Regions from separate parts of the Mus musculus genome. Here region 1 is linked to region 2. A link is a loop called in an ENCODE intact Hi-C map of the cell type or tissue named here. Cell type or tissue: heart. All regions are shown on one strand. Links, peaks and the distances in the headings refer to the core of each region. The heading gives the core; the rest is flanking DNA. Region 1 holds the start of Gm31262 (a long non-coding RNA gene). Region 2 overlaps Rora (RAR-related orphan receptor alpha).

Region 1 (10,612 bases), core at 926-8,925, 120 kb after region 2:
ATGGGTTGATAACCATACTGCTGGTGGGCAGGGGGAGGGGAAGCAGACAGATCCCTGGAGCTCACTGGCTGCCCAGTCTAGCTGAATCCATAAGCTTCAAATTCTGTGAGAGACCCCATCCCAAAACACAAGGTGGAAATCTATTGAGAAAAATACCTCACTTTGACTTCTGCCCTTCACAAATGCATGCCAAGGGGTCACACTCTTATATCCATGTAGATCCATGTCTACACACACACACACACACACACACACACACACACCTTCATCTGAATTTTCCAAGCAACTGTTTTCCACAAAACCTACAGGCAGAAAAATCACAATGCCCCTGAACTTTGATCATATACCCACATTCCTCTCCTGTATTTTTAGAACCACCTCAGCAAAAGCACAAACTGTCACTGCCGATGTCCATACGTAACAAAAGCAGCCAGCATGGTCTGAGAAATGTTTTCAGAGGAAACTAGTTTTAAATAATTAACCACAGCGCCTAGCCTCCACTCCTCACAGGCTGATTAATGTCTCCTGACAGGTGAGATTCCTTCACAGGAGGCTGCAGTTCCTGTTTGTTCAAGGTAACTGCTGCTATTGAAGTAGATTTTCATTAAACACACCACCTTGGAAACCCCTGCTCCTTGGAAGAAACAAACCCACCACATGGAGCCGTTAGTTTTCAGTTCATTTAAATGAAAAAAAAAAAAAGTTAGGTTTAAAATAAAACTAATGGAGAAAATAAGAAGCTAGAAAATGAACGCATTAAGAATGGACACCAGTGCTAGGCTGGAACCGTCAAGTAGCTTATGTGTCAGGTGTGTGTGTGTGGGGGGGGGGTGTATGTGTGTGTTGGGTGTGTGTATAGGTATGGGTACGGGTATATGGGTGTTTGTGTGTGTATGGGTATGTGTATGGGTGTGTGTATGGGTGTTTGGGTATGTGTGTATGAGTGTGTATATATGGGTAAGTGTGTGTGTGTGTAACAAGACAGGATCTCTGGAAATCACTCCTCATGAAGCCTCCACTTTTACTTTTAGACAGGGTCTCTCATTAGCCTGGAACTCACCAGGCAAACTATCTAATTAGTGAATCGCAGAAATCTACCTGTCTACACCTCCTCTTGGATTACAGGTGTGCATCACCATGTCTGGCTTTCAGGTAGATTTTTAAGGACTGAACTCGGGTTATTGTGCTTGCATAGGAAGCAGCTTGCCAGCTGAGATATCTGCCTAGCTCTGTATTCACATTCTTTAAACTATTTTTGCCTGATTTTATTTTCTATGGGGATGTGTGTGTGAATATATATATTTTTTTTCTCCTGTGTGTATGCCTGTAAAAGGGATGGGCTCTCCTGTGTGCAGGTGGAGGTCGGAGGTCAATGTCAACTGTCACCCTCAATTCTTTCCACCTCACTTTTTGAGCCAGGTTATCCCACTGAACCTAGAACTTGTTGCTTCAGCTAGGATGGCTTAACATGAGCTCTAGGTATCTACCAATTGCACAGGGGTGATTTGAGTAAAAATGGTCCCCATGGCCCATAGGGAATGCCACTATTAGGAGGTGTGGTCTTGTTGGAAGAAGAGGGGGCAGGTTTGAGATCTCAGATATTCAAGCTATGCCCAGTGAAACATTCTCTTCCTGCTGCCTGAGAGATGTAGAACTCTACAGTTCCTTCTCCACCACCTTGTCTGCCTGCACGCCACCATGCTTCCTGCCATGGGCTAAATCTCTGAAACTTGAAGCCAGCCCCGATTAAATGCTTTCCTTTATAAGAATTGTGCTGGTCATGGTGTCTCTTCACAGCCATGAAACCCTAAGACGCTCAACCTGCCAGATATTGGGCTTTCAGATGTGCCTTCTTGTAGGGCTTTTTTACATGGGTGGGCGCTGGGGTTCTAAACTTAAGTCCTCACAATTCACAGCAGACACTTTACCAATGAATCATTCCCCCAGCCAGGAAAATTCTAGTAACACAGGAAGAAACAGAGATGTGGAGAGGATAAATAACATGTTCAAAGGGAAACTTCAACAGCAACGACAACAAAACCCCCTGAGCAGAAATATCGAAATTCCTATCTGAAATGCTCTGGACCCCGGCTTCCCTCCACTGTCAGCATCTCAAGTTGAAGGAAGTAAAGTCAGCAATGACTGACCATGCCTGACCCGCAAGGAAACAAAACCCAGGACTCTCCAGAGGCATGGAACTCACCAGACTTTGGGTAAACATGTGTTTTTCAAGCATCAGCTCCACCACGATATAATGAAACTGGCTTTCCTCAAAGCCAAAGACACCAGATGGACCATCTTTCAATCTGGTGTATTTCTCATCTAAATACAGTTCCAGGAATCAAAACAAACAGAAACACAAAAGCCTGTATATATGTGTGTGTGTGTGTGCGCGCGTTTCTGTTATTGTGTCTGTGTGTGCATATATATATATATATATATATATATATATATATATATATATGATCAATCTCTAGCCTAGAATAAGCAGCAAAGAATGGAAGAGATACCAAAGCCTGCCTCCAAAGAAGATAATTAAAACAAGACAGATGTCCATCCCTTCTGCAAAGAGTCACTACTGCTGAGTGGAGATGTGACACCCAGATTGGACTGTGGAAGGAGCTTCTTTCTGACAGTGCTTAGCCCACACAGCCTTTGCATTTGTGGTCCCTCTTGGCTCCTGATAGCTTTGAAGGTGTGCACCTTTAATGATCTATGTTTGACAAGATTTGAAATTAACCTTTGAGTGTGTCTCTCACCGTCACTGTGAGACAACAGAGCAGCGATGATGTGACATTTTGGGTGGCTGAGCTCATCGAAGAAGCCTGGCTTCAGTGTTCTCCCGCAAACACCCAAGGGTATCTCAGCCTGCCAGATCTCCTCAGACACGATGGGCAGGGGAAGAAAAAGCAGGGAGCCTCAACAAACTCAAGATGGCCTGCACAAAATGAAGGTATTCCAGCACTCTTCATACTCAGTCTTGCACACGCCATTATGCAGGCAACAAAGAGGAAACGTGAGCTAAAAAGCAGGAAAGGGGGCTCATCATTTCTGATGCCCCACCCCAATGTGATCTTCCTGCCAGCAGTTCTCATAGGAATCACATCGGAGATTTTCTGTAGGGAAGGCAAGTGCCTTGAACATCTCTTTAGATGCCATGGAGCGTCTTTATGCTGAAAAAATAAGGGAAATTCAGAGTCCATAGGTAATGAAAAGTATGATAACAATGCAAAGCAATGCAGGGTGCTTACTCTACCATTTTATTCTCATATCCCATGCCCCTCCCCTCAGGAAGTATATGATGGATACCTTTGAAGACCAGGGTGTGTGTGTGTGTATGTGTGTGTGTGTGTGTGTGTGTGTGTGTGTGTGTCTTTTTGTATCCTACTTTATTTATTAGAAAACTTAGGGGTGCAGGAACCCAATAAAAACATCAGCTTTCTGAGTCTCACCCAGGTTTACTGAAGAGTAGTAATCAAGAGAGAGAGAGGGAGGACTCTGGAGCTCTAAAATGAGCCTGTTTCTTCAAAAAATCCATCCTTCTAAGCATAAATAAGTACAATTCCTGCAACAGAACACTACGGGTAATGAAGCTTGATGAGAGGCATCAGGTTTAAAGGATTTGAGCATCAAACCTGGACATGATGTGATACCTCCAGCGGAGCATCCTCACACTTGGGAGAGGGGAATGGGAGGATTATGAGTTCAAGGTCATCGTCAGATATCCACATAGATATCAGAGGACAGCTTGAAGGTGTCAGCTCTCCTCTTCCACTACATACTACACGGGACCCAGGCATTCAACTCAAGTTGTCAGGCTTGACAACAGCATCTGAACTGACCATTTTACTGGTCTTTTTCATGATAAGCCACCACCATGGCCTGATAATGCATAGTTATTATCACAGTGTCTTTCTTCTAATATATGTTAGTGATTTGACTCCCTTCTAATGAACAGAACGCTAAAGCTCTGGGAAAAATGGGGTCTCCAGAGAAAGAGAAAACATGAAAATGCCCATTGGTTAACATAAGGGGGCTGCTTCTATCAGGGTAGTAGGAGGGGAAGGGGGGGAAAGGGTAAGGAGAAAGGGGACAGAGGGGGAGGAGGAGGGAGTGAAGGAGGGAATGAGAAGAAGGGGAGGAAAAGGGAGTGGACGAGGGAGAGTGTTCTCTTATTTCAATAGACCCCCTGCACAACCAAGACTCCTGCCTCCAGAATAAACACCCTTAAGAAGCAGACCAGCTGGGCCATCTGCAGCACACACTCCCTACAAGATCTTCCCTGAGCAGCTTTCAGTGAGGCTCACCCAGCCAAGATCTGATTATTGAATTGTGATCCTCCATTTTCTTTCCCCTGCCTACCAAAGAGCCCTTCAGCTGCACTTATTTAGTACAAAACCATTATCTAAGCAACTAAATATGTTTCTAGAAGAAAATGGGTTCAGAGGCATCATCCTCTTGTCAGACAAGCTCTCCTTTGGATTATGAGGCACGCCACCATGATCGCTAGCTACATGAACTTTTCCTCCTACCGGGAAATCTAAGCTTCCAGTGTTCTGCTACTTATGTGCTATAGTAGAAGAGACTTCGCCATGATTGTCTTTACCTACTCTGTCCCCTGACAAGGGGATCCTCCTGAACACCAGAATAAGACATACAGTATCCAAGAGATCAAAGATAAATAAATGAAACTCAAAGCCACTGTTTGGACAGCCAACAGCTCTACTCCAGAAAAGAGATAGATACTTTGGACAATCAAATAACTCCCCCCAAATGGATCAAAACATGACAGTATTTTATTTAAAAAATAAGTAATTCTTCAGGATAAGTGCCTCTGAAGTCTAGGTTGACAGAGGCGTGGAGGTATCTCTGTTGTTTTACATCCCTTGTTCCCTAGTCCAAGAGGCAGTCCTGGGTCTCAGGAAATACTTGGTGAGTGAAACAGCAAGCTGAGCCTTCAGAGGAAGTGACAGATTCACCAGGCATTCCTGGCAACTGGCATGGTGCCATGCAAGAGTGAGCACCTGATAACACCCCCAGCACCCTGGCACCCAGGCTCCCATTTCACATGTTCCTCTTGGCTCACCTCTCTTCCCCTCTTCATTTGGTTCCAGCTTAAGTCAGTACACCACAGGAGCTTGCTTCTCCCTGGCCTGGTCCCCAGTGGTTGCCATGACAACACCCCTCAGATTAGGCCCTTGGATGCAGGCCTTCTCTAGCACACCTCCAGAAAGGAGGGAATATGGGTGACCCTGAGGCCCACAGCATGGGAGATGGAGAAGATCCCAGCCACCCTTGGGGACACCTTTCCTGTCAATTTCTTGGGGATGCTGTGGACTCCCCACCAGGTTTTCTGTTTCCTCATGCCAAGGAGCACATGGGGAAAGTAGCTTGGGATGCTTCAGTAGCCAGACCACCAACGTTCTTTTTATTGATGGAAGCTAGAATCCAGCCTCCAAGCCAATGAAAATGTCATGCCTGGATCTGAAAGCAGGCATCCTGAAGGACTTGGGGAGGAAGGACTGTGTTCCTTCCCCGTGGAACCTGGCTGGCATCATAGAGTGGGTGGGCAGTGCTTACCTGCAGGTGAAACTCATGTCTGCCATGTGCTGGCATGAAGCAGGAATGACTTGAGTGGGCAGCAGATTGAGAGGACACGAGTGCTTTTGGTTTTCCCTTCTTCCTAGAGTCTAATTCCAAAGCATGAAGTATTCTTAGACACTGGCCCTAAAACATTTTATGGTCGACTCTTCCCTTGGTAAATTAAAAGGAATTCAGGCTAATATAGTCTCGTTCCAATTGCAAGAGATAAGAGGAAACAAAGTAGTGTGTTGGTTGCTGAGCACAGAGCTGCAAAGGGGTGGGGTACTATGCATCTTTTCTTATCACCTGGTATACAGTAGGTACTGGATAAATGTTACTGTTTTAGTCAGGGTTTCTATTCCTGCACAAACATCATGACCATGAAGCAAGTTGGGGAGGAAAGGGTTTATTCAGCTTACACTTCCATACTGCTGTTCATCACCAAAGAAGTCAGGACTGGAACTCAAGCAGGTCAGGAAGCAGGAGCTGATGCAGAGGCCATGGAGGGATGTTCTTTACTGGCTTGCCTCCCCTGGTTTGCTCAGCCTGCTCTCTTATAGAACCAAGACTACCAGCCCAGAGATGGCACCACCCACAACGGGACCTCCCAACTTGATCACTAATTGAGAAAATGCCTTACAGCTGGATCTCATGGAGGCATTTCCTCAACTGAAGCTCCTTTCTCTGTGATAACTCCAGCTGTGTCAAGTTGATACAAAACTAGCCAGTACAGTTACCAAGCTAAAAAGAAACAATATTGATTAAGCCAGTGGCTGACCCAAGGGCCAATGGTGTGGGGGATGGGAGGGGGAGGGGGTACAAGGGAGCCATGGCATGTGTATGGATCTAAGAGGACAATCTTGGGCATCCACCTTAATTGAGACAGGATCTTTCACTGTATATCACACTGTATGCCAGGCTAGCTGACTGGACAGCATCTAAGAATTCTGCTGTCCCTGCCTCTCATGTTGTCTTAGGTGTGCTGCAACTCTTCATACATACTACCATCTGTGATTTTACGTGGATTCAAAGGATCTGAATTCCTCTGGTCCTCAGGCTTGCATGGAAAGTGCTATGTCCTCAGAGGCTTCTCTACTATTCTACTGTCAATGTTGTCAAGCATTCTTTCATCTGAAGACAAGCCAGCAACCAAAGCTTATGACCAAGCCCAGGGTTTTGTACACTAGGTCTAGCTGAGCCCATAGGACTAAGAAATCCCAGAGGAGGACCCTTAAGGATGTGTTCAAAGATACAGGCTACGAAGCCATCAAGGGAGAACAAGGGAGAGTGTATAGCTCAGGAAGAAGAGTCAGATTAGATAACTTTTTGGAGAGTTTGTGCCCACTACTTCTGGGGTGACCAGCTTCAGGAAGTCCCAGCAACACTCGGCTGCTTTGTGCTTATTCATGTATGTATTCAGTGTGCAGGGCATGCTAGGTACAGTGACTGATGGTAGAGGCGCTCTCTCCTCTCCCAGATGCACAGAGACACAGCATCCATGAACTGTATCCACGTGGGAAGTCACCTCCATCCTGACGTGGGAGTGCTTATGGACCCTTAACACTCCTCACTAAGGAGCAGATGATGAACGACATGCTGGGAGAGACATCCCACTGGACGTGAGCACCTTCTCTAATCTGTTACGCTTACTTGGATATGATAAAATTTACAACTTGGATGTATCACCTGAGATTAAGAACCAGAGCCCTAAAAAAATAAAAAAATGATGACCAAGTTTAATAGCTGAGGACACAGTTTATTTAGTAAAGTCTTGGAAACATAAGCCTGAAGACCCGTGCTCCATTCTCAGCACCTGTGTAAAACACCAGATGTGTGCCTGTGACCTCAGTCCTGGGGGTACAGTCAGGGATTTCTAGAGCTTCCTGATCAGCCATCCCAGCGTAACTGGTGAGCTTCAGGCCAAGGAGAAGCCCTGTCTTAAAGGAGGTGGGGATATTCCTGAGGTGATACCCGAGGCTGTCTTCTGGCATGAGCGCGCGCGAGCGCACGCGCACACACACACACACACACACACACACACAAACGCATGTATGTGCAATTTTAAAATGATGGTGATATAATATATTAGGAATCATTAGGAAATCAAAACAGACAAGCAAACAAAAAATCCACCTACTTTTCCCTGGTGCCTATCAATCTGGTGACTAAGAGGTGAAGCCCCACATAAAACAGACTCTTCTTCAATGGGAGTTAGCTAAATTTCCATGAAGCAAACCTACACAAAGCTGTTGGACCCATTTACAGGGACACTTTGACCTGTTGAGAACATGCTAGAAGATTAAAGGGTAACCCAAAGCACAAAGTTAGTCTGAACTTGCTGAAAGTGTTATCTCCAACTACCTAAGTGGAGAGTGGCTCATGGTTATCTGACCTTGTAGCTATACAAAAGGGTTCTGCACATCAGCATGAGCAATCTTGCAATGAAGGATGTAATGGCATCCTGAAAAGATCTGGGAGGGATATTGGGTCTCCTGTTCACTTGTTGTCTATCTTTGGAAACATCTTTCAGGGTTTCTAGACCCTCCACCTTTTCCATATTCAAATGGAGAGATGAAGGGGGCCATGGGGACCCATGGGTTACTACAACGTACAAAGGGTTGAGGGAACTGGCCCTGCACAGAGTGTGCACCCAGTCAAGAGTCACCACTGCTCTCAGAACTGGATGTAAATACTAAATGATAGCATTTCAATTTGATTTTTTTTAAACAAGTTCTCACACAGCCCAGGCCGGTTTTCAACTCCCTTGGTAGCTGAGAATGATACGGAATACAGGTGTGTTCACCTCCCAAGTGCTGGGGCTACACTGTAGGAGCAGCAGAACCCAGGGCTTCTTGAATGCACTTGGAAATCACTCCACCACCTGGGCTACAGCCTCAGTTCCCAGCTTTTCAACCTGACAAACCCAGAGCTGGCTTCCTGGGAAAATGAACCGGTATCATGGCATAAAATGTGAGCACGCCCAACTGCACAATTGTAAATTCTGCGAAATCCAAATCCTAGTCTCATATACCTCTTTGTGTTCTGTGCTGTCTGCCACCTGCAAGGCCTCTCTTTGACTTCAGAAGGAAGCACAAACATATGTCCCAGCTGACATTTCAGCTCCTTCCAGTCACGACACCCTGGAGTCACCGCCAAGGGCAGCAATGGTGGCAAAGTCAACATAGCACATTTTATTTTATTTTTTATTAGATATTTTCTTTATATACATTTCAAATGCTATCCCAAAAGTTCCCTATACCCTTCCCCCACCCTGCTCCCCTACCCACCCACTCCCGCTTCTTGGTCCTGGCATTCCCCTGTACTGGGGTGTATAAAGTTTGCAATACCAAGGGGCCTCTCTTCCCAATGATGGCTGACTAGGCCATCTTCTGAACATAGCACATTTTAGAAACGATAGAGGACAGGGAGACAGGCCGTGTTTACCACATTATGTAATCAGCCCTGAGCCTCTTGGGAGGGAGTGTCAGTGGGTACCAAACACAATCTCATCTCATTTTGAAGGGGGAAGATTCCAACTCCTATACATCACCGTGAAGAATAGTTACAATTCATTTAGTCAGTCTCCACTCAAGCCTTTGGTGTGTACCTCCTCAGGGCCAAATATTTTAGCAGTTCTTTATTTTTTGCAGTGCCCCAAAATGCAAAGATATCTTTAAGAGGCCCATTCTCATTATCCTTACAGGAGCTCGGGAGGCCACATTTCAAAGCTGGGCTGTAAGTAAGTCGGGTTCACCGTGAACACACTTGGAGGGCTTATTAAATACGTAGGACAAGCCCCTTCATATTGATTCTGTGAGTCTCTCTGAAGGACAAAGACATGCTGTTTTGACAACCTCTCCAATTTTCTCTTAACATCAGTAGGCCCAAGTGTAAAAAAAAATTTTTTTGATAATCAACACAGAGAGTATGCAGGTGGCTGAGAGACCCCCATGCCAGGAATTGAGATACTTCTGCTTCCCCCCAGCTTCAGGCAGCAAAAGCAGCACTGGCCACGATTCCCAATTCCTCTAATGGCCTGGAATAGAATTCTACAATGTCTAAGGTAGGAGACAGCCAAGCAGGAAGTGACCTTCTTCAAGGACCTCCATGCCAGCCCATCTCACCGACTCCAACGCCACCGCACCGCTCGCCTGAGTTGCTCAGTCTTCCCCAGCTCCTCCCCTAACAGAATCTAGCACAAATCACTCAGTGTTCCCAGTACACCAAAGACAACACGCGTGACAAGAGTTTAAATAAAAACAGATGTTAGGTCTCAGTATAGTTTACAAAGTACCCGTAATGTTGTAACTCAAAAGTTGACTCAATTGACATGCCAGACAAGATGTGCCCACTGGTGCAAGATTGGCATGGCTATTATGGGAGTAACCAATTTCTTTCTGATTGGATTGGAAACCTGCTGCCCATGAGGGGGGTCTATGCCTGATCGTGTGAGTATTGTTAAAAGCCTATAGCTGGCTAGGGCATGAGCCCTAGGCCTAGGCTATATGAGACACCATCTCAACAACATATACATGTATAAATGCTGCGTGGGTTTAGACCTGTCCTCACTGCTAATTTTGGGAGCCATATTTGAGGTAGCATTGTGGGAAGAGGTGGCACTGCTCTGATGTCCGTGTCTACGGCTAAAGATGAACGCTCTGTATCTCCAGTTCCGAGTATCGTTGACGACTGATCTTTGCATCAGTCTAAACTTTTAAACTCCTTTTAACTTTAACCTGTATTGTTTGATTCAAAGAGCTCTAGTCACACTGCATAATTATCCTCATGACATGAAATGGTGATGATACTGGCAATGGTGACAGTTGGCATCGTCATCCATGAAGTATTGTTATACGTTCTCAGAAATGTGGTGTCTCGTGTTGGCATCTCACTTCTTGTTTGCTGGAGCCACTGTCAGATTCTCAGGTAACAAAATCAAGAACTACGATGACTAGCGAATGTCTACAGTCAGACAAACTCAGAGGAGCTGGCACGTGGACAATGATGTTTTTATTCAGTTCACTGTGGC
Region 2 (10,612 bases), core at 926-8,925:
AGGGGTGGTAAGTGCTCCTAACTGCTGAGCCATCTTTCAAACACAACTGTGACACACAGACAAAATGGACGCAATGAAATTCTGTGGAATCAGATAAGCAAATATTTCTCTAAAGAAATAAACAGATGAAGCCTGCCATTCTCTTTATGAATGAGATATGTTTTTGTGGGGTTGTTTGTTTGTTTGTTTGTTTGTTGGTGTTTTTGAGACAGGGTTTCTCTGTATAGCCCTGGCTGTCCTGGAACTCACTTTGTAAACCAGGCTGGCCTCAAACTCAGAAATCTGCCTGCCTCTGCCTCCCGAGTGCTGGGATTAAAGGCGTGCACCACCACGCCCGGCTGTGTTTGTTTGTTTGTTTGTTTGTTTGTTTTATCAGATAGAATCTAGAAGACTAGAGTGGAGGGAAAACACCTCGCATTTTAAATGAGAGGTCCCTCCCACTGCGTTAGCATATTCATGACCAAAATGGCACCCTGAGTCTGAGAAGCAGCCTTTCATACACAGCAGGAACCATGACCTCTTTCAGTATTGTCAAAGAAAGAAGATTTTATGGAGACTATCCGGTGAGTCCCTCATCCAGACATAACTTAAACATAAGAGTTACTGAGAATAGTCAGCTCCCAAAAACACTACCAGAACTCTAGACTAGAAGTTCATGGAAGCCAAAACACACACACTATATGTGCCTTCCCACACTCCCTGGAATCTAATGCATGATAGGGGCCCAGGAAATGCAACACAGTAAGTCAATAGCTAATAAGCAGAAGTGGACATGTTAAACCAAATCAATGGCAGTGGAGAGAATCTGCTTTCCCTTTGTAGACCATTTGAAGTTATAAAAGATGGCTGGGACGATGCTCAGTGGGTAAAGCGAGTGCCCCACAAGCACGAGGCCCTGAGTTCAAGCCCTGGAGCCCATGTTCGAAGGCTACGTGTGGCTGGTACATGCTTGGAATACAAGCCCTGAGGAAATAGAGACAGGATGGTCTCTGGAACTCATGAGTGAGCTCCAGGTTCAGTGAGTGACCCTGTCTCAAAGGACAAGGTGGAAAACTCCTGGGGATGACATCTGCAGCTGGCCTCCAGCCTCCACACATGCACATGAGCAGGCACACACATGCACGCCACCATGCTCACACATATACATAAGAAAAACCCGAACAACATCAGAAAAGAACAGCAGAAGGCTTTGAGGCCCTCTACTCCAATGCTCTCATTTCAAAAGGGAGGGCACTGGAGTTTAGGGATCTCCCAAGCTCCCTAAGGTCATGAAGCAAACCTGGGGGATGGGGGAGCTGGGACTTTACCTGAGTCCTCTGACAGTTTTCACTTCCCCATGGCTGACTTGCTAGGAGATTCAAGCATGACACTGCCAATACAGCACAGAACTCTAGGCACCTATTCCTCTAGATGGTTCCAAGAAGTACAGGGGCTGAGGACTGGGGGTGTGGGGGTTCTGGGTTGTTCCCATCCCCATTGATAATTACCCGTGCTTTCATTTTATTTCATTTATTAATCTTGAATTGTTTGGTGAAGAGCGTCCTCAAGTCAAGGAGCTGGGCAAACTCCTGCCCTCCCCCTCTCTCCGTTCTTTGTTCTTTTCTTTGAGCTGGGTCCATTGGAGGAGCATTGTATGGTCCCCTGCTGGGTCTACAAGGCCCCTTTTCGGTTCAATTAATGAGCCATAAATAACCCAATGAAGGTGTCAACAAAGAGGGTAATTTATCATCCCTTGTCAGGAAGGTGAGCCTTGCGGAGGCAAACGCTCATTCACAGTCTGGCACAACATGTTAAGATTTATTCCTGTCCAGGTCCCTCCTTCTCTGGGCCCCCCTCTCCCAAACCAAAATTTATCTTCCGCAGGAATCCTCACAGGTGCCCTGTGCTGACAAATAGGCTATGAAGTCTGGTATTCATCACTGGTTGGGCTTTGTGGGGAGGAAGGCAGCAGGAAATAAATTTATTTTAGAGGGAATGTACTTATGATTCAAACATGCTCAAGGGGAGTGGTGAGGCTATTTCCATCCTCCTGATCCTGGAGAAGGAGAGAGGAAGCTAGCGCAAGAAAGCCCCGTTTCTTTTTTATTGAGTGTGTCTTGGAGGAACCAGGAGGGTTTCGCTGAGTGTACTCTTGGCTGCCAGCAAAGATGCTCATCATATTTATCTGAAAGTCTGGGTTGGAAAATCTTGCATGGGAGTAGAGAGAGCCAGAAACCTCTCAGAAGATGCTCAGTGGCTATGCCAGGTTGTCCAGGGTCACTTCCTAACTTCTACCATCCTTAAGAGGGCTGCATCCTGAAATGGATATGTGTAACAGCCGTCTGGAAGTGCTTGCTAAGACCCTAGTCCCTGGGCATCCCTACTCTTTACTCCCACCCCTACAAGGCTCTCACAAGCTCTCCAGTATTCTATTGCATCTCCAGTACTCCATGTGGATTTTCCACAAAAAAAGCAATACGTAGTGCCTCTAGCCACTAGCCACAATGGCTCTTGAGCACTTGACATGTGGCTAGTATTAGAGAGGAACTGTATCTGGGGAGATGGCTCATCAAAAAAGCCATGCAAGCACGAGGACCTGAGTTAGGATTCCCTGGAGCCTACACAGAAACTGGGCATGCTGGCAAAACTTGTTATACCAGCGCTTGAAGTTGGGGTGGAGACATGAATATTCCTGAAGCTCACTGGCAGGCCAACTGGCCAGCTGATAAACTCCGAATTCACTGGGAGAGCATGTGTCAAAAAGTAAAATGGAAAATGACAGAGGAAGATGGTGACCTTGACCTCTCTCCTCATGCACATGCACACTCTTAAAAATAAAAAAAAAAAGAGAAGCAACCTGATTTTAAAATATCATTTAATTTCAATAACTCAGATCAATCTAGTGTGAAGCTGGTGGTCACTCCTGTGGACAGCGCAGTTTTCGTCTGTCGCTCCGTGTTATTGGCTTGTGAGGAGCCTGGACAAAATCAAATCCTCAGCACTCCTGGTGGCTCTTGAGATTACCTGTCTTCTCCCGTCTACTTCTCTTTTCTTAGCTAGTAAATGCCACATGACCCTGGGTTATACCCTTGTCAGTCAGGTCAACACAGGAGGATGACAGAGGATTACCCCCACACACACCTCCTTTCCCAATGTCCACAAGTAGACACAGGATCCAACTCTCAAGCATCTACCAGTCAGGAGTGTGGGGGAATGTGTGGGAATAAGATGTAGTCTGTAGTCACAGCCCCTTGCTACATGTTCCTTTCCTTCCCAATACATGGAAGGAAGGAAATGATCTACCACCAGGTAGTCAGAGAGTGACCCACTACCAGGACGAGACAGTATGGGAAGGATATCACGTAGGGAATTGAGGGGCCAGGTGAACCCTAGATAACCCAGCTTCTGTGACTACTTCTAGACATAAGCTCATCCTGCCCCTTGGTGGAAGAAATGAGACAGCCTCACGGTGCACTGAGCTTCATTCATAGAGAATGTAAGATACTTGAGGTCCTTCAAGAGCCAAAGCCACTCTGCCCTTATTTCCCTGTTATGTTGACAGAGGATCCAAGTCTACAGTTGCATGAGGTGACTGTCATCACTTACTCCCAACTTGTTGAGAACATGTGTTCCCTGAGGAGAGATGGCCACCTGTTCATTTCTGAGTCTAGGCCCTACTCTAGTGGCTGACATTGGGAGATTCAAATAGACATGGAATAGCCTCACATGAGTTTAGGTGTGGTCCCCAAAGTTTTGCTTAAGGCTTAAGTCAGTTGAAAGAGTAGCTCTTAAGACCAGAGTTTGCTCTTTTACGGCATAAAGCATTCCTGCCTCATCTTCACAAGGATGTGAGAGGGACTCACCCCTTACAAATGCACATATTTTTAAATTTTTAAAATCACACTTAATTAGTTTGCTCCATGTGCTTGCTTGTGTGGGTGCCGTGTGTATAGGCATGCATACATACATACATGTGCTCCTGTCCTTGTGTGCAAGTCAGGATGACTTGCCAGACTCACTTCTTCCCACATGCGACAGTGTATCTGACTCCAGCAGCAAAAGGTTCCAAGTCAATGAGTGGGCCGAGGAGGACCCAAGCGCATAGTGACCCCATGGGTAACCATGACATGCCAACCGTCCAGAAGCCTAGAGGCCCTGATCCAGACAGAAAGGGGCATCATTCGGGCCTCCATCTGAGCCCTGTCACTTGTCATCTGAGCCTGACTCTCCCTGATGAAACTCTTCCCCTTGCTCCTCTTAAGGCTTCCCAGCAGCCCTCCTCCAGGGAGAGCAGGGAGAAGGTAGAGTTCCAGCCACCCAAGCTACGGCTGCCTCTCTCTCAGACTCCGTGGACCCTTCAAGTCTTCAGCTTTTGCCTCCTCTCTGCACCAAGTGGTCTTGATTTGCCTCCAGAAATAGGTGCTGGTACCAAAATCCATGCACCTGATGCCAAGACTGAAGGCTTCAGAGAGACTTCACAGTGCCAAAAGCAACTCTCCCTACCGTTGAGGGCTCTACAGGAAAATGTAAGTCTCCAGCCCCTGAGAAGACGCCAGAACCAAACAGAAGATGCGACTCAGTCTGAGGAGATTCTCTGCTTCCTCTCTAAACTCTTCCGCCTTACGATAGAGATAGCTCAGGCCTTGCACAGTTGGCTGAGCACACGAGCTAAATATTCATTTCTTTCTAATGAGCTCAGTGCCAGGGAGTCCTGCGAGGCTACTGTGCTGACTTGGTGCTTTGGCTGTGTGTCCGAACCAATGTTACAATAAAGGGTTCCTATACATAAACAAACAAACAAACAAATAACAAATCATGGGACAGCATCTACATGGCCAGTGTTCACCCTAAAAATGTCAGTGTTTCCCCAAGTGGGAAGATGTTCTGATGTTTCTCAAGATTACTGTTTGAGAGAGTGAAAACTAGCTGAGGTGAAACTGCTCAACAAAAGCAATTTTTAAAAAAGGCATGAAAGATGGAAGTGACGTTAGCAGACTTGAGCCAAATTCTGTTCCCATAAGGACACTGCGGTAAGCAGCAGGTTGGGGAAGACACTTTTTGTAGACCCTCTCTCAGTGGAGAGCAGGACTTGGTCACTCTGAGACTTTTCTAGAGAAACCTTCCATCCCATCAGATTTACTCAGTGACGGGAACCTAAGACCTGAGACGGAGTAACAGACACGTCTTATTGCTTCTGTGCCATCACCCAGTGCTGAGTTTCTCTATGAAGAGCAAGAACACAATTTCCATGCTGCAGTTTGACACACACAACTTGAGTTTGCCTGGAGCTACAACATGGTGAACTGCGCGGCTCCCTTCAGATCTTGCAATCTCCCAGCCACTGGATGGGGTGGGTAACTGTTGGGAAACCATGCAGGAAAAGACAGCTTTTGCAAATGACTCAGTAGGTGGTTTGGACTCTTGTGAGTCAGAACCAAACCCATAGCTCAAGCCCATGCCAAGACTCCCTGGAATGGTTACATGTTCCTAGCCTGGCTGGCATGTAATGCTGAGGACCTCTGGTGTTTGCCTGATGGGAGACAAATGTCTCCTGATAAGTCTCGAGGACTGTGGACCAGAACTGCAGCAAAATTCAGTTAGTGGTCAGTCTTGCTTTCCCCAAATCTCCAGAGAGTTGTTTGTCTGTTTTGAAATAGAGTTTCATGTAGCCTAGGCTAGCCTTCCAATACCCTCAAGGTTGCCCTTGAACTCTTGATTCTACTTCTACCGGCCAAATTCTAGGAATAGATCTTTATACCCAGTGTATTTGGTATTATTGTGTTTCATGAAAGCAAGACAAACACTCTACCAATTGATCTACATTCCAAGCCCCACTGGAGAGTTTTGAAGCTTTCTCTATCATGCAACCTTTCAATGTAACATCGTCCTCCTTACCCATTGGCTTCTCCCCACCTCCCACAGTCATGAACTTGTAGACACTAACTTCCTCGATCTTCCTTTGTTTCTGCTGCTTCCTGGGAGCTAGGTCTCTGAGCAAGACTCCCACCAAGGATAGCTAATGACAGCAATTACAGTTTCAACCCTCTTCCTAGTCTTCATCAGACTTTCTTCTGGCCTCCACATAAATGTTGTCCAAACCCCTTGCCTTGGAGAAAGCATACTAACCTATTCTCAAAGAGCTGATTTTCTCCATTTCTCTGTTTATGGTCTAGGCTCTGGATGATTTAGATGGATCACTCGTTCCTCCCTCTGAGCACTCTCTATTTCCTCTATCTCTCATACTTTCTCAATCCCCCTTTACTTAAGACCCCTTTTCTATGCATGTATCCTAAGATTCTGCTGCCCCACCTTCCAGGCCTGGAACACTAACTAGCCTCCCCCTTCCTCATGAGACATCCACACTTATGTCTTAACCTCTAACTCCACATCTAGTTGGTATTCTCCTATTGACATAGAACACTCTATCTATCCTGAACAGTAGGTATTTGTAGGAGCCATGACCCTTGCCATTCTGGAATGTTCCTTAGGGAAGGGCTGAAGGTTTGTAGACACGGGGAGATATGTTCTTCTTATTTTCCACCATTCTGGAGCATACAAATTTGTATGACCGAACAAATGGGCAAAGTCGGAAAATCTAGACGGATGTTCTCAAATTCTCTCCAGCTGTGGCGTTCCATCGCAGAGGTGGCTGCACACCAGTAATAAAAGCCAGGCCAGCAACAAGCTTCTCAGAGGCGCTGGTGTGATACATTCTGTTGGCCATGGGCTGTCTTTGGGTGTGTGTAGGCAGACTCACACAAACCAGATGTGCATCTGCTTAGAAAGGACCCAGAGAGGCTGGTCTCCCCTCGTTTCTCAACGTGATGAGAGGTGCCCTGGGGCCTTGCAGCTCACAGTTGTTCTGGAAAAAAACCCACTTAGCATAGCCCCAGCTCTGAATCCTTAGCATATGGATGACAGGGGTGTGTTGTGGTGCCCTGTTGGCAGTAAGCCAGGAGGAGAGCTGAGGTTTGGCTTGCCTGTGCTCAGGAAGCAGGCTGGGCCTGCACTAACAAGGTCCCTGCCAGTTAACAAGGCTGTTGCCTGCCTTACGAAGGAGCTACTGTCCAGAGCCTGCCTCCTGCTGGACTAGTAGATGTTAAATACAGTATAGGTCATGAAGCAGACATTGTCCAAGTTTTTTCTTTCCCAGTGCCATCAAGAGACTAGGCAGCTCTTTTCAAACTTAGCAAGGAGAATCTCTGAGGCTTTATTCAAACACAAATTGCTGGCCCAAACTCTGAAATATTTGACTTGAAACCCTTGGGCAAGGATAAAGAATTTATATTTCACACTCAGATGATGGTGATATGACCGCTCAAAGAATTTCACTCTGTGAACCATGATATCAGGAAGCATCACCCTTGTCTATAGATTTGGCCCCATTAAAATGAATCCCTCACACTGGGGAGATGGGCCAGTCAGTCAAGGGCTTGCCTTAAAATCATGAGAATTAGCCTGACAGTGGTGGCGCATGCCTTTAATCCCAGCATTATGGATGCAGTGACAAGTAGATCTCTGAGTTTGAGGCCAGTCTGGTCTACAGAGTGAGTTCTAGGACAGCCAAGGCTACACAGAGAAATCCTGTCTTGAAAAACCAAAACAAACAACAACAACAACAACACCCCATCCCCAAACACACACAGCAAAATCAATGAGAACTGGAGTTTGGTCATCGGAACCCACATTTAAAAGCCAGGCAAGTGCTTAGATAGAGTGCTTGTAATCTTAGCACTGGTGAGGCCAAAAGTAGGATCCCTTGGGCCTGCTGGTTAGCAAGTGTAGCCTTGTAGACCAAGTCCAGGCTAGTGAGTGTCTCAAAAGTAAGGTTTGCCTAGAGAGTGACACCCAAGGATGACCTCTGGTTCCCAGACTAATTTGAACACACGCACACGCACACGCACACACACACACACTATAAAAATTGAGTTCCCTACTTTACCACAGAAACTATCTTTCTTTCTATACTGTTGGCTCCACTGTCCATTTCTCACCTAGAACAACAACAACAAAAAAAAAATCAGCCCTTCAATTGCACAGCCAAGCTTGACTTGACTAAGCCTTAACTACGTGCCAGGCACTGTTCTAAATCCTTAACACATTATTAGCTCATTTAATCCACATAATTCTATGCAATAGGTACCACGATTATCCCCATTTTAGAAATAATAAATCCCACAGGGGGCCCTTAGGAAATACTTTCTGAATGAATGAAGGCAGGCAGGCAGGCTCGGGAAGCATTTATACCATGTGCTACGGAAGCTTGTTACCATGCCAAGGGAAGCCATCAGAAAGTGAAGAACTGGCTTGTCAACCAGTTGTTTGTTCCTGTACGACACCAAATAACCCATGTGCCTGCCATTGGCTGCCTACTCTGGCTCTGTGTAGACATCTCCTCACTGGGAGGGAAGCCAGAGTTAATCTCTCACAAAGGGTGGTTTAATAATAACCAGACACTGGAGGCGAACAGAAAGGAACACAGTGATCCCACGCAACCCCAGGAAAATGGACTATTCGGGCTCACAGTGTGTGCACTGCCAACTGGGGAGGGCCCCTGGGGCTGCCTGAGGTTTCTTAATTTTTATTCTAAAAATAGCCTAAGCAGGTGTCCCTCCTGGTTATCCCCGAATGCACCACTGCAAGCATCCACAGATGCCTATCACTCTAAAACAACACTAACGCTCCCATTGGAATGGAAACCAGGTCATCTCTGAAAGACTATAAATGGACAGCCCCTCTCTCTCTATTACTTATTAATGTTTCCCGCCTTTTGCTCAACCAGCCTTGAGGCCCAAACAGAGAAACACACCCTACATAAAGTTACCAGTACAGATAAATAAAACATCAGACTCAAACTGGTAGCTTTATCCTCCCCTGCTGGAGCAGGGTAGGCTGCACTGCTAGACACTACACACACAGCGATCCTCAAAGTGCAGCCCTTGGAGAACTAAGGGATGCACTCTTCCCAGAAGTTACTCATCTTTGCCTCTGTGGACGATTGCTCTTGTCTGCTATGGATGGCGTGAGGTGATCACAGAGTGATTCGCAACCCGAGTCCCTTGGAGTTGGACAAAGCAAGGTTGGCATTGCTGATGAAGAGCCTCCCCATACAATATGCATGCTCTGTGGCTACTCAGCCTCGAGAGTCACCGAGGAAATACCAGCCGCAAGGAAATGTGTGCGAGAGAAGAATCAGAGTCGCTCTGTAAAGTTCCATAGAGATGTAATTATGCAGGATCCAAGCCTATCTGATGTGGCGACCCTGGCATCCATCACTCCAGGGAGCCCTCTGGGTCAAGGGGAGAGCCATGCCCAAAGCAGTATTATTCTCTCTACCTCCTCTAGCTGCTTACAAACAGTTCTTGCTTCACTGGAACAAAGTCTTGGAACAAGGTCTCAGTGTAGCCCAGCCTGGTGTGAGGCAACTTGAGGGGCTATTCTGATGGAGAGACTTGGTGTCACTCTTGGCACCAGGGTATGTCTCTTCATAACTCACCAGGATGGAGAAACAGAGAGAACCACACATCTATCAGGTCTTCTGCCTTAATGAAAACCTGGTACTCTCTTCTTCACACAGTGGCTATAGAGGGGAGAAACCTAGCCTGGCATTTTCTCGGTAATGGTCTCAATCAGTGTAGAAGAGCATTGCAGTGCGGAAGACAGCATTCCAACTGCTGTGGATGGAAGAATTGGTGCTCAGAGGTGTGAGTATTTAAAGGCGTGGGCCCCAGCGGGGGCACTGTTTGGGGAGGTGGGATATAGCTTTGCTGGAGGAAGCCCGTCTTTAGAGATGGACTTTGAGAGTTCCTATCCTCCCCCTACTTCCAGTTCAATTTCTTGGATTCGCATTTGCACTTGAAGATGTGATCTCTCAGCTTCCTTCTGCAGTTGCCAATGCCATGGACCCCCTCTTTTAGTATGCAAAACCCAGATAAACTCTTTTATCTTTACACTGCTTTTGGTCGTGGCATTTTTGTCAAAGTGATGGAAAATTAATCAATACAACTATCCACTCCAATCAGCCCCCAGCAGATACTACGTAGAGTGCCCCACCAGACTGGCTGTACTTCAGCAAGGGGCACTGCTTGGGTATTTGTCTTAAACTTCATCATTTTCTTGTGCAAAGAATTAAATGCCTCCAAAAAAACATAAAATAAAGAATGAATGCCTCTTAGGTTGTTCAAGACAAAAGCTAGCCAATAATGGCGAAATATGCAAGACAGGCATTTTGGTGGGGCAGGAGACAGTGCTAAAAACTCCAGATGCCAAGAACCACGTCTGAAGCCAGCCAAATCAAGTCACGCCCGTGCATAGAAAGTACTTCCACCATGAGCTTTGGTTATTGCGGGGGAGTTGTTTTGGGAAAAAACCCTGTAAATATTTACTAATTATGGGCCAGGAGCCCTACAGAATGGTCAGTGTGGACTGTCAAGTTCATCCTAATAACTTTATGAAGAATATTCCATTAGGGCAGACCCACAAAAACAGAGGCAAATAGCTGCCAAGTGGCAAAACTGGAATGTGAACTCAGGAATACCCAGAATGCCTCTCCTCTACCATCTGGCCTTCTGTTGAGCCTACTGCAGTCAAGATAGCCAGTGCAGGAATTTGATTTTTTTTCTTTCCCCTAGAA

Evidence for each region. Peaks named below come from ENCODE experiments on the same cell type or tissue, not always from the same donor. Only the 100,000 strongest peaks of a DNase experiment are listed, where the experiment ranks them.
Region 1: it touches region 2 in a loop (2.1-fold over the local background); 3 of 42 quality-filtered maps call a loop at or near these places.

What each region holds. Positions count from the first base shown.
Region 1 is chr9:68,815,173-68,825,784 of GRCm38, reverse strand. The region is part of intron 1 of Rora (RAR-related orphan receptor alpha); the gene reads right to left. It overlaps Gm31262 (a long non-coding RNA gene), which reads right to left and starts at 2,417. Exons shown (of 2, transcript XR_379583.4): 1 at 1-2,417. In heart, for the core only: no CTCF peak of the experiment used is centred there; a DNase peak (open chromatin) is centred at 5,114.
Region 2 is chr9:68,939,032-68,949,643 of GRCm38, reverse strand. All of the region lies in intron 1 of Rora (RAR-related orphan receptor alpha), which reads right to left. Among named protein-coding and RNA genes, the nearest start is that of Gm31262, 120 kb to the right of the region's middle. In heart, for the core only: CTCF peaks have their summits at 5,491, 7,062 (motif pointing left) and 8,823; DNase peaks (open chromatin) are centred at 5,433 and 8,413.